2 separate regions of the Homo sapiens genome follow, and region 2 is linked to region 1. Evidence: read pairs that join two places in POLR2A ChIA-PET (ENCODE). Cell type or tissue: A673. All regions are shown on one strand. Each heading gives the region's core, and the rest is flanking DNA. Links, peaks and the distances in the headings are about the cores only.

What was found. ChIA-PET counts read pairs that join two places held together with the same protein. Peaks named below come from ENCODE experiments on the same cell type or tissue, not always from the same donor. Only the 100,000 strongest peaks of a DNase experiment are listed, where the experiment ranks them.
Region 2: POLR2A ChIA-PET joins it to region 1 with 14 read pairs; 3 of 35 experiments call an interaction of 5 or more read pairs at or near these places.

Annotation. Positions count from the first base shown.
Region 1 is chr5:17,020,818-17,027,084 of GRCh38, reverse strand. No RefSeq gene overlaps it. Among named protein-coding and RNA genes, the nearest start is that of MYO10, 88 kb to the right of the region's middle. In A673, for the core only: no CTCF peak of the experiment used is centred there; a DNase peak (open chromatin) is centred at 2,004; H3K27ac peaks cover 1,257 bases.
Region 2 is chr5:16,885,164-16,891,640 of GRCh38, reverse strand. All of the region lies in intron 1 of MYO10 (myosin X), which reads left to right. Among named protein-coding and RNA genes, the nearest start is that of MYO10, 48 kb to the left of the region's middle. In A673, for the core only: no CTCF peak of the experiment used is centred there; DNase peaks (open chromatin) are centred at 1,430, 1,880 and 2,730; H3K4me3 peaks cover 659 bases; H3K27ac peaks cover 4,225 bases.

The DNA of each region.
Region 1 (6,267 bases), core at 1,268-6,267:
TAATCCCAGCTACTTGGGAGGCTGAGGCAGGAGAATCACTTGAACCCGGGAGGTGGAGGTTACAGTGAGCCAAGATCATGCCACTGCACTCCAGCCTGGGTGAGAGAGTGAGACTCTGTCTCAAAAAACAAGAAAACAAAACAAAACAAACGAACAAACAAATGAGGAGGGAGGGCTTTGGAATTTAATTTCCAAATGGAAAAGAGAAACTGCGTTCCTCCTTTTTTTCCTTTTTCTTTCTCACTTTCTCTTTCTCTTCTTTCTACTGATTTTTAATTTCTCTGTGGCAACAAGATAAAAGCACATTTACTTAGGATTCTTTAATTTCACTGGGGATTAAAGGGGTTCGCTGGGTAATGGGGGATAATTCATATGGCTCTCTTGTTTTTCATTGCCAGTGCTGTATGATTCGGGGTGATTCTATAAACCAACGTTTGTCATTTAATTTCACCTTGTGCTTAAGTTGGACAGATTAAATAAAGGTAATGTAAAATGGAAATGATGTTGGGGGCTTGTTCCTAGTCTAGAATCAAGGGTGTCCTTGGAAAGAACTTGAAGCCCTGCCTTGTCCTATGGTAGAAGCTTCTGGGGAAAGCATCAAAGGGGCATTTGCTGAAGAGGTGGGGGTGAGGAAAACACCAAATCTCATTGCTCTCAGGAGAAACATAAGGCTCTACTTATCTGATATTGCACTGATCTCACCTGCCTATGGAGGTGGGTTCACAGCCTGACTGTTAAGCCTATTGAATAATCAGGAAAAGGAACCAACAGTGTGAGAATACTGACCTATATGGTGAAGAAATTCAAAGCCCCTCTCTGTACTTCCCCCACCCTAAACCTTCTCCTTTAGGTTGAATTGGGAAAAAAGGTAAATGTACTCCACTCCCAAGCACGTGGGCTGATCTGGGATAAGCCAAATGCTAGGAAATTTTATTGGCCCACATCTTTGTGCTGGAATCTTCCAGGGGGATACAGGTAGCAGTGGGTGTGGATTTTTCATTTCCCTGAGGCTACTTTTTAAATTTTTTTTATTTTTATTATTATACTTTAAGTTGTAGGGTACATGTGCACAACGTGCAGGTTTGTTACATAAGTATACATGTGCCATGTTGGTGTACTGCACCCATTAACTCGTCATTTACATTAGGTATATCTCCTAGTGCTATCCCTCTCCCCTCCCCTCCCCCAACCCCATGACAGGCCCCGGCGTGTGATGTTCCCCACCCTGTGTCCAAGTGTTCTCATTGTTCAATTCCCATCTATGAGTGAGAACATGTGGTGTTTGGTTTTCTGTCCTTGAGATAGTTTGCTCAGAATGATGGGTTTCCAGCCTCATCCATGTCCCTACAAAGGACATGAACTCATCTTTTTTTTCTGGCTGCATAGTATTCCATGGTGTATATGTGCCACATTTTCTTAATCCAGTCTATCATTGACGGACATTTGGGTTGGTTCCAAGTCTTTGCTATTGTGAATAGTGCCCTGAGGCCACTTTTTAAGCAAACTCAGCCTTCTTTTCTGTAACTAGAGAAAACGTCTATGGTAGTTATTTAGCATTCACTATGTAGGGCACTGTTCTTCTCCCATGGCATAGATATCATTATTATCATCCCCATTTTATAAGTAAGGGAATTGAGGCACAAAGAAATGGAGTTGCTAAAAGTTACAGAGCAGTAACGCAGAGCCACGTCATCCCGCTCCTAAGTCGGGGACCCGAACCACTGTGCTATATAGCAGGTCACCATACTTTATTGAAATTACTTTTAAAGTGTTTCTCCAGACCCAGGCACAGTGGCTCACAACTGTTAATTCTAGCATTTTGTGAGGCTGAGGCAGAAAGATCGCCTGAGGCTAGGAGTTCAAGACCAGCCTGGTCAACATAGTGAGACCCCATCTCTTTAAAAAAAAAAAAAAAATGAAAAAGAAAGTGTTTCTCCCAGTAAATTATCATGTCAGCGTCTTTGTCTCTCTTTCACTGCTGAGCCCCAGAAGCCATCAACAGTGATGACTCATCATAGAATGAATAAATAAGGCCTAGAACAGAGACTCCAGGCCTGGGGCAGAAAGTTCCCAGGTTCTCTCTCACCAGCTCCTTTCTGAGCTCCTGAGTTTAAGAGAGTGCTCCTCTTCAAATTAACCAGGGAAGACCAAGGACTCAGCATTGGCCTAGGAATGTGAGCAGAGTGAACATCGCAGCCAGCCTGTGCTCAGGCCTTTCGGGGACACTTAAAGGAGCTCTCCCTCCAGGTCCAGCCAAGCTTCAGGCTGGGAGCACCAAGGCTCCCAGCCTTGTAAACACTGTCAGCCTTGTTTGGCTGATAGCCGAACTCCGGTGCACACTAAGTGTTTCTCCGTTTTGCAATTCCTTCTTTATTCTCTGCACACATTGCCCCTTCCAGGATCTCATAGTGCTGCACAGGTGGCTGAATTTAAGTGCTCTCATTTCCAGGCCAAAATACCATCTCTTAAGCCTCTTTTAATATTGCTCTTTGAAAATGTCCAACATAACTTCTTTCAAATAAATTTTTCATACCAGTATATATTCACAATAATGAAAACACTCATCACTCCCCTTCCCTAATTAATTTTTTTTCTATAGCGCTTATCACCATGTAATTTTTTTTTTTTTTTTTGAGACAGAGTCTCGCTCTGTCACCCAGCTGGAGTGCAATGGCACGATCTTGGCTCACTGCAACCTCCGCCTCCCAGGTTCAAGCAATTCTCCTGCCTCAGCCTCCCGAGTAGCTGGGATTACAGGCGCCCGCCACCATGTCTGGCTAATTTTTGTATTTTTAGTAGAGACAGTTTTCGCCACGTTGGTCAGGCTGGTCTTGAACTGACCTCGTGATCTGCCCGCCTTGGCCTCCCAAAGTGCTGGGATTACAAGCCTGAAGCACCATGCCTGGCCTTTTTTTTTTTTTTTTTTTCTTGAGACAGAATCTTGCTCTGTCACCTAGGCTGGAGTGCAGTGGCGTGATCTCGCCTCACTGCATGCTCCGCCTCCCGGGTTCACACCATTCTCCTCAGCCTCCTGAGTAGCTGGGACTACAGGCACCCGCCACCACGCCCAGCTAATTTTTTGTATTTTGTTTAGTAGAGATGGGGTTTCACCGTGTTAGCCAGGATGGTCTCGATCTCCTGATCTCGTGATCCTCCCGCCTCGGCCTCCCAAAGTGCTGGGATTACAGGTGTGAGCCACTGCGCCCAGCCTAATTTTTTTATCTTTATAGAGATGTGGTTTCACCATGTTGGCCAGGCTGGTCTCGAACTCCTGACCTCAAGTGATCCTCCCGCCTCGGCCTCCCAAAGTGCTGGGATTACAGGCATGAGCCACTGTGCCTGGCCACCATGTAACATATTATATGCTGTTATATTTAACTTATGTATTAGCTGTCCCCTCCCCCCTGACTAGAATGTGTGTTCTACAGGGGCAGTAGTTTGTGTCTATTTGGTTCATAGCTATATGCTAAGCCTCAGAACAATGTCTGGCACGTAACAGTCATTCCATTACTATTTGGTAAGTGAATGATCTGTGTAAATTATGTAGCATGGCCCTGTGTTCCCTCACTAGTGTTTACAATGTACTACAATATACTTTGTACACTGTTTACTACGCTTAATAAAAGTAAGTTTAAAAAACTAAGATGTTTGGGGAAAATATTTACAAAGATGAGATAGTCCAAGGCAGGAATGGGAGGTGACTACAAACGGGCACAGGGTTTTTAGGGAAGGGACACAAATGTTCTAGACGTGGATTGTGTTGCTAGCTGCACAGGCCTATGAATATATTAAAAACATGAAACTATACACTTCAAGTAGGTTAATTTTATGATACGTGAATTTTTTCTTTTTTTGAGACGGTCTCACTCTGTCACGTGGGGCAATCACGACTCACTGCAGCCTCAATCTCCCAGGCTCAAGTGATCCTCCCATCTCAGCCTTCCGGGTGAGTAGCTGGGACACACCGCCATGCTGGCTATTTTTGCCTTTTTTTTTTTTTTTTTTTTTTGAGACAGAGTTTTGCTCTGTCACCAGCCAGGCTGGAATGCAGTGGCACAATCTCGGCTCACTGCAATCTCTGCCTCCCAGGTTCAGGCGATTCCCCTGCCTCAGCCTCCCAAGTAGCTGGGACTACACGTGTGCACCACCACGACTGACTAATATTTTGTATTTTAGTAGAGACAGGGTTTCACAGTGTTGGCCAGGATGGTCTTGATCTCCTGACCTCGCGATCTGGCAGCCTCGGCCTCCCAAGGTGTTGGGTTTACAGGCGTGAGCCACTGCAACCGGCCTAATTTTTGTATTTTCTGTAGAGATGAGGTTTCACTGTGTTACCCAGGCTGGTTTTGAACTCCCAGCCTCAAGTGATCTACCCGCCTCAGCCTCCCAAAGTGCTGGGACCAAAGGCGTGAGGCACCACACCCGGCCAAATTATTTCTAATATAAAGCTGTTAAAATATTTAGTAATATGACCTATTCAGTTCTGCTGACTCCAAAAAACTGCTAACTTCTTATCTATGTTAAATTTGTTAACAACTAATGGCTTCTGGGAAATAGATGTGGTATCAGATGGTCATTTCCAGTCCATTACCCAGAAGAGACCACTTCACTGAGCTTGGCCTCCAACTTCAGCAGTTATTTTAATCCACCTTTTTGGAAATTGACAAAAACCCAAAATGACTACATGAGAAACCACTTCCTGTCAAAAAGCAAAGTAAGTTTCTAACTGTCCATGAAGACATCCCTTGGATGGAAAGATGTCCTTCTGAAATCACAAGAAATCATGCAGCTGGCCCAAAGGATCCACTTAATAATATCTGTCACTTAGATATTATACCAGCCCCAAGGTTTGTTATTAAACAAGTTAGTGGAGAGAGACACCCTGGAGAGAAACTACCAGGACTTTTTCTTCTTTGGTAGTATGTTAAGTGCCTATGTAGATTTCTCAAGAATTGCACAGTTTATTTTAACAGCCTCACTTGCAATTTAACCACTGCTGAGATTTGATAAATCATCACATATATTACACACACAGGTACAGCATAGCATATCCCACCACTGATATTTGAGAACCCTCTAAATGTAATATGCTTTTCATTCAATATTTTCTCAAAAGAAAAACTGTAATCTACAATCACTTAGACTATTCCAGACAGCTCTTTGGGATAAGGATGTGTTTGGGTATGTTACAATTTTCTGGGATGTGCTGTGTCAGATCACTGTGTTTTTATCTTATGTTTTATGAAAGTTCTGTTTCATAAAAGCTCTCTGAAAAGAGTGCTATGTCTTGTGATCACAACCACATAGACATTCAGTGCTGCCCTGGAGGCCTGGACAGTCACAGGTCCTGCTCTAAAAGCAACTCATGATGACTTAGGGCCTCAGGCTGTTGCTAATTAAGGATTTCAATTAAAACAGGCAACACTGGCTACAGCTCCAGTGCTGGCCTTTTTCAGGCTATTGATGTTCACAGCTTTTAAGGGCATTGCTGTTGTAGAATCGTGGGAAGAACAAAAATTAATTTACTGGTCATTTTTCTTTCCCTTTCGTGTCACGAAAACAATTGCAGGAATGGGGACTAGACTTCTAGGCTTTCTATTTCATTTTTAGTTTTTAAATTCATACAGGGTTAGCAGCTGCAAACTTTTTGAAGTGTCTCACTATTGTTCTCATGAGAAGTGAGGTAATGTAAGCATAACCATTGAAGGCTGTCTCTGCTATTCTCCAAGGATATTCCACTAGTTTGTATTGAGAGTGAGTCTCATATCAAAGGATATAATTTAAATCACATCACCTTTCCCCCTAGAAGTTAACTACAACCTCCCAATTAAGCATAACAGGAAGATCAATCATGTTTGCTGAATCCCATGATTGAGTGATTGATGGATTATTTTCCCCTCATCTTGAGGCACAAAAATAGGGTCTGGAGGTGGGGAATATAAGGCTGATTCACACTTCAGCTGTAACAGGAAATAATCCTCTCCATAGGGTATACACTGAGTAAATGACTTTGTAACTTTACTTCATCCTCTTCATTTACATAGGGTGTACCCCTAGTAGAGGGCATTTAAACTCACAAAAACTCTGTAACAGGGCCTATGCTATGACTCCCTATGCTCAGACGCACACTGTGGAGTGTACTTTCATTTTCAATAAAACCCTTCATTCCTTCCTTGCTTTGTTTGTGCATTTTGCCGAATTCTTTGTTCTAGATGCCAAGAACCAAGACACCCTCCACCATTAACAGTCTTGTTTGAAACAGGATGT
Region 2 (6,477 bases), core at 820-5,819, 130 kb after region 1:
TGATATAATTCACACATCATGACATTCACCCATTTAAAGTATATAATTCAGTGGTTTTTAGTATCTTCACAAGATTGTACAACCATCATCACTATCTAATTTTATCACATTTTCCTACTCCAGAAAACCCCCCACAAAACTCCGTACCTGTTAGCAGCCACTCTCCATTCTCCCCTCCTCCCAGCCCCGGGCAACCACCAGTGAGCTTTCTTTTCTCCTCTCCCCTCCGCCTGCCCCTCCTTCCTCCTTCCTCTCTCTCTCCTTCCTTCCTTCCTTCCTTCCTTCCTTCCTTCCTTCCTTCCTTCCTTCCTTCCTTCCTTTTCTCTTCTCCTTTTCTCTCTCTTTCAAGACGGAGTCTCACTCTGTCATCCAGGCTGGAGTGCAATGGCACAATCTTGACTTCCTGCAACCTCTGCCTCCTGAGTTCAAGAGTTCAAGCAATTCTCCTGCCTCAGCCTCAAGTAGCTGGGATTACAGGCACCTGCTACCGCGCCTGGCTAATTTTCTAATGTTATGTTTTAGTGGAGACTGGGTTTCACCACGTTAGTCAGGCCGGTCTCTAACACCTGACCTCATGTGATCCGCCTGTATCGGCCTCCCAAAGTACTGGGATTACAGATGTGAGCCACCGTGCCTGACCAACTTTCTGTCTCTATGGATTTAACTTCTTCATATAAATGGAGTCATACAACATGTGGTCCTTTGTGACTGCCTTCTTCTACTTAGCATAGTGTTTTCTAGGCTCATCCATGTTATAGCATGTATCAGTTCTCTGTTCATTTTTATTTTATTTTATTTTTTGAGACAGAGTCTTGCTCTGCCGCCCAGGCTGGAATGCAGTGGCATGATCTTGGCTCCCTGCAACCTCTGCTTCTCGGGTTCAAGTGATTCTCCTGTCTCAGCCTCCAGAGTAGCTGGGGTTACAGGCATGTGCCACCACACCTGGCTAATTTTTGTATTTTTAGTGGAGATAGGGTTTCTCCGTGTTGGCCAGGCTGGTCTCGAACTCCTGACCTCAGGTGATCTGCCTGCCCCGGCCTCCCAAAGTTCTGGGATTACAAGCGTGAGCCACCACGTCAACCTTATAGTTGAATAATATTCCATTGTATGAATAGACCACATTAAAAAAAAATCCATTCACTAGTTGATGAACATGAGGGTTGTTTCTGCTTTCAGGCTATTGCACATAATGCTGCTATGAACATTTGTGTACAAGTTTTCGTGTGGACATATGTTTTCACGTCTCTGGGGTATTTACCTAGCAGTGGAATTTCTGGGTCATATGGTTAACTCTATATTTTACTTTTTGAGGAACTGCCAAACTGTTTTCCACAGCAGCTGCATCATTTCACATTCTTAGCAGCAGTGCACGAGGGTTCTAGTTTCTCCACATTCTTGCCAACACATTATGTGTCATTTTGATTGGACTAGGTTATCTTTTATGTACCTTTTAATCCAGGAAGTATGATTTTGTGAAAAAAAATTTGTTTTCGATATGTGATAGAAATCTGCAAAGGAATTAATTAATATGTATGAAACAGAAATGACAAATGGCTGTTTTAAGTTTATTTTCTTCCCACTGTGTTCTTGGGTCGTTCATTTTTATGAAGTAACAACAAACTCCTGTTCTGAGCATACTTGTGTATTTTTTCTGAAAACAGATGGTAGCCAGAACACAACTGGGATTCCATTAAGAAAATCTTATCAGTTTGTTTATTTGTAGGCATTTCTCTCCCCCTCTCCCCACAAAAATGATTCTTATCAAGAGGAGGAAAGGACAATAAACTGGGAAATGGGAGGTAAGGATGTCTGGTATCAGATTTCACGCAGAGTGCAAACATCTTGTGCTGGTCTTTTATTGCCCTTTCTGTCCTGTACCTCCTACTGCTTCCACCAAGAGGAGTGGAATGCAGTTCTTAAACCAGCTGTTTTGTTTTGTGTGCTTTAAAAACAGGATTTCCCACTAGTTTTTGAGAGTTCTTAGTGGGACAGTTTTATACATTTTATAAAATCTGTGTCTCCTAGCTCCATTTACTTACTTGTCTTTCTTGGCTTGTTCTGCTGTTTTCTTTCTTTCTTTCCTTCCTTTCCTTCCTTTCGTCCGCCCTTCCTTCCTTCCTTCCTTCCTTCCTTCCTTCCTTCCTTCCTTCCTTCCTTCCTTCTTTCTTTTCTTCCCTTCCCCTTCCTTCTTTCCTTTCCTTTCCTTCCTTCTTTCTGTCAGTCTTTCTGTCTTTCTTGATGGAGTCTTGCTGTGTTGCCCAGGCTGGAGTATAGTGGCGTGATCTCGGCTCACCGCAACCTCCGCCTCCTGGGTTCAAGCAATTCTCCTGCCTCAGCCTCCCGACTGCCTGGGATTACAGGCACCCACCACCATGCTTAGCTAATTTTTGTATTTTTAATAGAGATGGGGTTTCACCATGTTGGCCAGGCTGATTTTTTTTTTTTTTTTTTAAATTTTTTTAAATTTTGAGGCAGGGTCTTGCCCTGTCACCCAGGCTGGAGTGCAGAGGCACAATCACACCTCACTGCAACCTCCGCCTCTTGGGCTTAAGCCATCCTCCCACCTCAGCCTGCTGAGTAGTTGGGACTACAGGCATGTGCCACCATGCCCAGCTAATTTTTATGTTTTTTGCAGAAACAGGGTTTTGCCATATTGCCCAGGCTAGTCTCAAACTTCTGAGCTCAAACGATCCTCCCACCTCAGCCTCTCAAAAGTGCTGGGATTCCAGGCATGAGTCACCATTGCCTGGCCTGGCCTATTGTTTATATTATGTAATTATTCCCTATGGAACAGAGAGAACAGATAGGAAGGGCATTAGAGTGGGCATAGTTTACCTCTGTGCTTTTTAGAGCCAGAACTATTTTATTTAATTCAAATTTTACTTTTTTTTTTTAAGAGATGGGGGTCTTGGCTTATCTTGTTCAGGCTGGAGTGCAGTAGCACGATCAGAGCTCACTGTATCCTCGAACATCTGGGCTCAAGGGATCCTCCTGCCTTAGCCTCCCAACTATGGGAGTATCTCTGGCTATTTTTTTTTTCCTTTTGAGACGGAGTCTCGCTCTTGTTGTTCAGGCTGGAGTGCAGTGGCGCAATTTCGGCTCACCACAACCTCTCCCTCCTGGGTTCAAGTAGTTCTCCTGCCTCAGCCTCCTGAGTAGCTGGGATTACAGGCATGCACCACCACACCCAGCTAATTTTGTATTTTTAGTAGAGATGGGGTTTCTCCATGTTTGTCAGGCTGGTCTTGAGTAATTTTTTAATTAAAAAAAATGTTGTAGAGATGAAGTCTCACCATCTTGCCTAGGGTGGTCTTGAACTCTGAGGCTCAAGTAATCCTCCCACCTTGGACTCCCAAAGTGTTGAGATTACAGGTGTGAGTCACTATGCCCAGCCTAGAGCTAGAATTATTTTACATGCCGTCCACTCTTTCCTAGTGCCTGGTATATGATTGGGGAGGGGGTGTTAGGAGATATTTGGTGGAAGGATGGACTTGTGGAAGTATGAGGGATGGAAGAATGGGTGAGTGGGTGGAACGATTTACAGATGGATGAATTATTTTAGGCATGTTGGCTGATTCTTTAGGTCCACTTTCTAATAAACATATATGTGTTGGCTACATAATGATGGTTAACTAATAGATGGAAAAATTTGACTTTTATTTGTTGTATCGTCACATTCCTACAATGTTTGAGGTACTCTCAGCAATTTGGAGATGTCTCATTTCTTTTAGTGTTAAAAATTGTTTCTGGGACTATTTCTGGTCACTGTAGTTTAAAAGATTAACTGAAAAGGTGTTTTAAGGAATTGTGAGGAAGGTGGGGGAAATCAGATTATAAAACTCAGGACTGAGGCCAGACATGGTGGCTCACGTCTGTAATCCCAGCACTTTGGGAGGCTGAGGTGGGTGGATCACCTGAGGTCAGTCGTTTGATACCAGCCTGGCCAACATGGTGAAACCCAGTCTCTACTAAAAATACAAAAATTAGCCCAGTGTGGTGGTGCGCACCTGTAGCCCCAGCTACTTGGGAGGCTGAGGTAGGAGAATCACTTGAACCCAGAAGGCAGAGATTTCAGTAAGCCGAGATCATGCCACTGCATTCCAGCCTGGGCGGCGGAGCTAGACTCCATCTAAAAATAATAATAATAATAAAACTCAGGACTCAATCAGTTGGCAAGTTGGAACCCATAACTATGGGAATAAACTCTTTACAGAATCACACATTTATAATTGAGGCATCCTGCCATTTAGCATAGTTCATTTTGGTTTTGATTTTGATTGGAAGTGTGGGATGGCGGTGAATCTTTGTATCTTTTCCTTTGGAACATTGACCAAAGATTAGTGTATTGTTGGTGATACCTTTTACCGCTTTCTTTTCCTCTCCACCTCTTACTATCGTAAACTTTTCATGTTATCCTCTGGATGAAAGCTGCTATTCCTAGTGGTGACAGAGTTTGACACTGTGGGCAGGATAAGGGGAAGGAATGTGGGTGCTATTCGATCCTTCCCATCCGGTGCACTAGAGAGCTGGGAAGGACCAAAAACATGGGACAAATTGGTCTGTGAACTTTATGGTAATGAGCACAGGCAGGCCTCAGTTTACAACCCTACTGTGTTTTTTTTAGGTGTGTTTATTAGTATTTGGAACACTGTGGTCTTCAGTGGCAATAGTGTTTTTTTGTTTTTGCTTTGTTTTTTTTTTTTTTTTTGGAGATGGAGTCTCGCTCTGGCACCCATGCTGGAGTGCAGTGGCACGATCTTGGCTCACTGGAACCTCTGCCTCCCTGGTTCAAGCGATTCTCATGCTTCAGACTCCCAAGTAGCTGAGATTACAAGCCCGTGCCACCACATCCAGCTAATTTTGGTATTTTTAGTAGAGGCGGGGTTTCACCATGTTGACCAGGATGGTGTCAAACTCCTGATCTCAAGTGATCCGCCTTCCTCAGCCTCCCAGAGTGCTGGGATTACAGTCAGGAGCCACTGTGCCCAGCCGCAGTAGTGTTACAAATGATCTTTTAGCCCATAGGCAAGCTTGAGAAATGATGATGACGATGATGATGTAGCTGAAAGCTATAAATAGCTGAAATATATTCCTTCAAAAAATGTAGAGCATTTCAGCAATAGGCCAGTCTGGGGAGTTACCCAACACTTCTGGCAGCGCCTTTGAGAAGAAATTATGTCGGAATTCTGAAGCACAATGTCAGGAACACATTTTCCCCTGGGATTAGCTCTCTGATGGGCACGGGACAGTTGTTCTTGCGGTTGCCTATATAGAGAACAAACGTCTATAATTGTTCTCCAGCCCAAAGAAAAATATTACAAACTCGGGACTCTCAAACCACACATTTCCAACTTTATCAACTATGTGCTCACCAAGTTTCTCTCTTGAGACTCACTTTATTACTTTTCCTTCCTCTGTAGTTGGTCAGGGTGGAGCTTTGACTTGCCATCTCCTTCAGCTCCGCATCCTTTGACCTGAGCCTAAAAACCGCCTGTGTTCCTTTCAGGGCCTACATGGCCGTGGCTGAACTGAAGCTTTCCTCTGTAGAATTGGATGCAGTTCTTCAGAAATGATTGCCAGCTTCGGGTTTAAAACCCTGTAGTCTCAAGACAAGGAATTGAGTCAGAGGGACTCATTTAGCTGTCGTGGGTGCCCTACTCTGTTTGAGTACTCTATGGCAAGGACCTATGAAGGCCACCGACTGCTATGGGGGATGCCTGGGTGTCCAGGGATGCTTGGGGACTGGCTGCTACCACTTCAGGTCCCCTGCTGAGGGTGGCTGTCTCTGCAGGGGAGAAGTCTTAGATTTCACCTTCCCCTTCATTTCTGAATCTTAGGGTTGTGCCCCAGCTCACAGTGCTCCCTCATCCTTGTGGCTCGCGTTAGCGCTGCATTTGTCATACTCATTTTATACCTGTGATGATGCCACCACCCCCCAACCCCCGCCGTTTTTTTTTGTTGTTTTTGTTGAGACAGAGTCTTGCCCTGTTGCCTGGGCTGGAGTGCAGTGGTATGATCTTGGCTCACTGCAACCTCTGTCCTCCGGGTTCAAGTGATTCTCCTGCCCAGCCTCCCAAGTAGCTGGGATTACAGGCACCCACCACTGCGCCCAGCTAATTTTTTGCATTTTTAGTAGAGACGGAGTTTCATCATGTTGGCCAGGCTGGTCTTGAACTCCTGACCTCAGGTGATCCGCCTGCCTTGGCCTCCCAAAGTGCAGGGATTACAGGCATGAGCCACTGTGCCCGGCCGATGAGCACCTTGCTTTGCTCTTCTCTCCATTCTTATCTGCACATGGCTAAGTTTTCTGACAAGCTTTGCACTGGGGTTTGCAAGCATTTGGGAGTTGAGACAGCATCTGAGGTTAAAGAGCACAGTGGACAGGCTGTGTCTGCATGGTTCCAATAATCTGCATTAAAAGTCGGCTCTCCCTTAAAAAAAAAAAAAAGCAGAGTGGACAGAGAGGAGGAAGAGTGT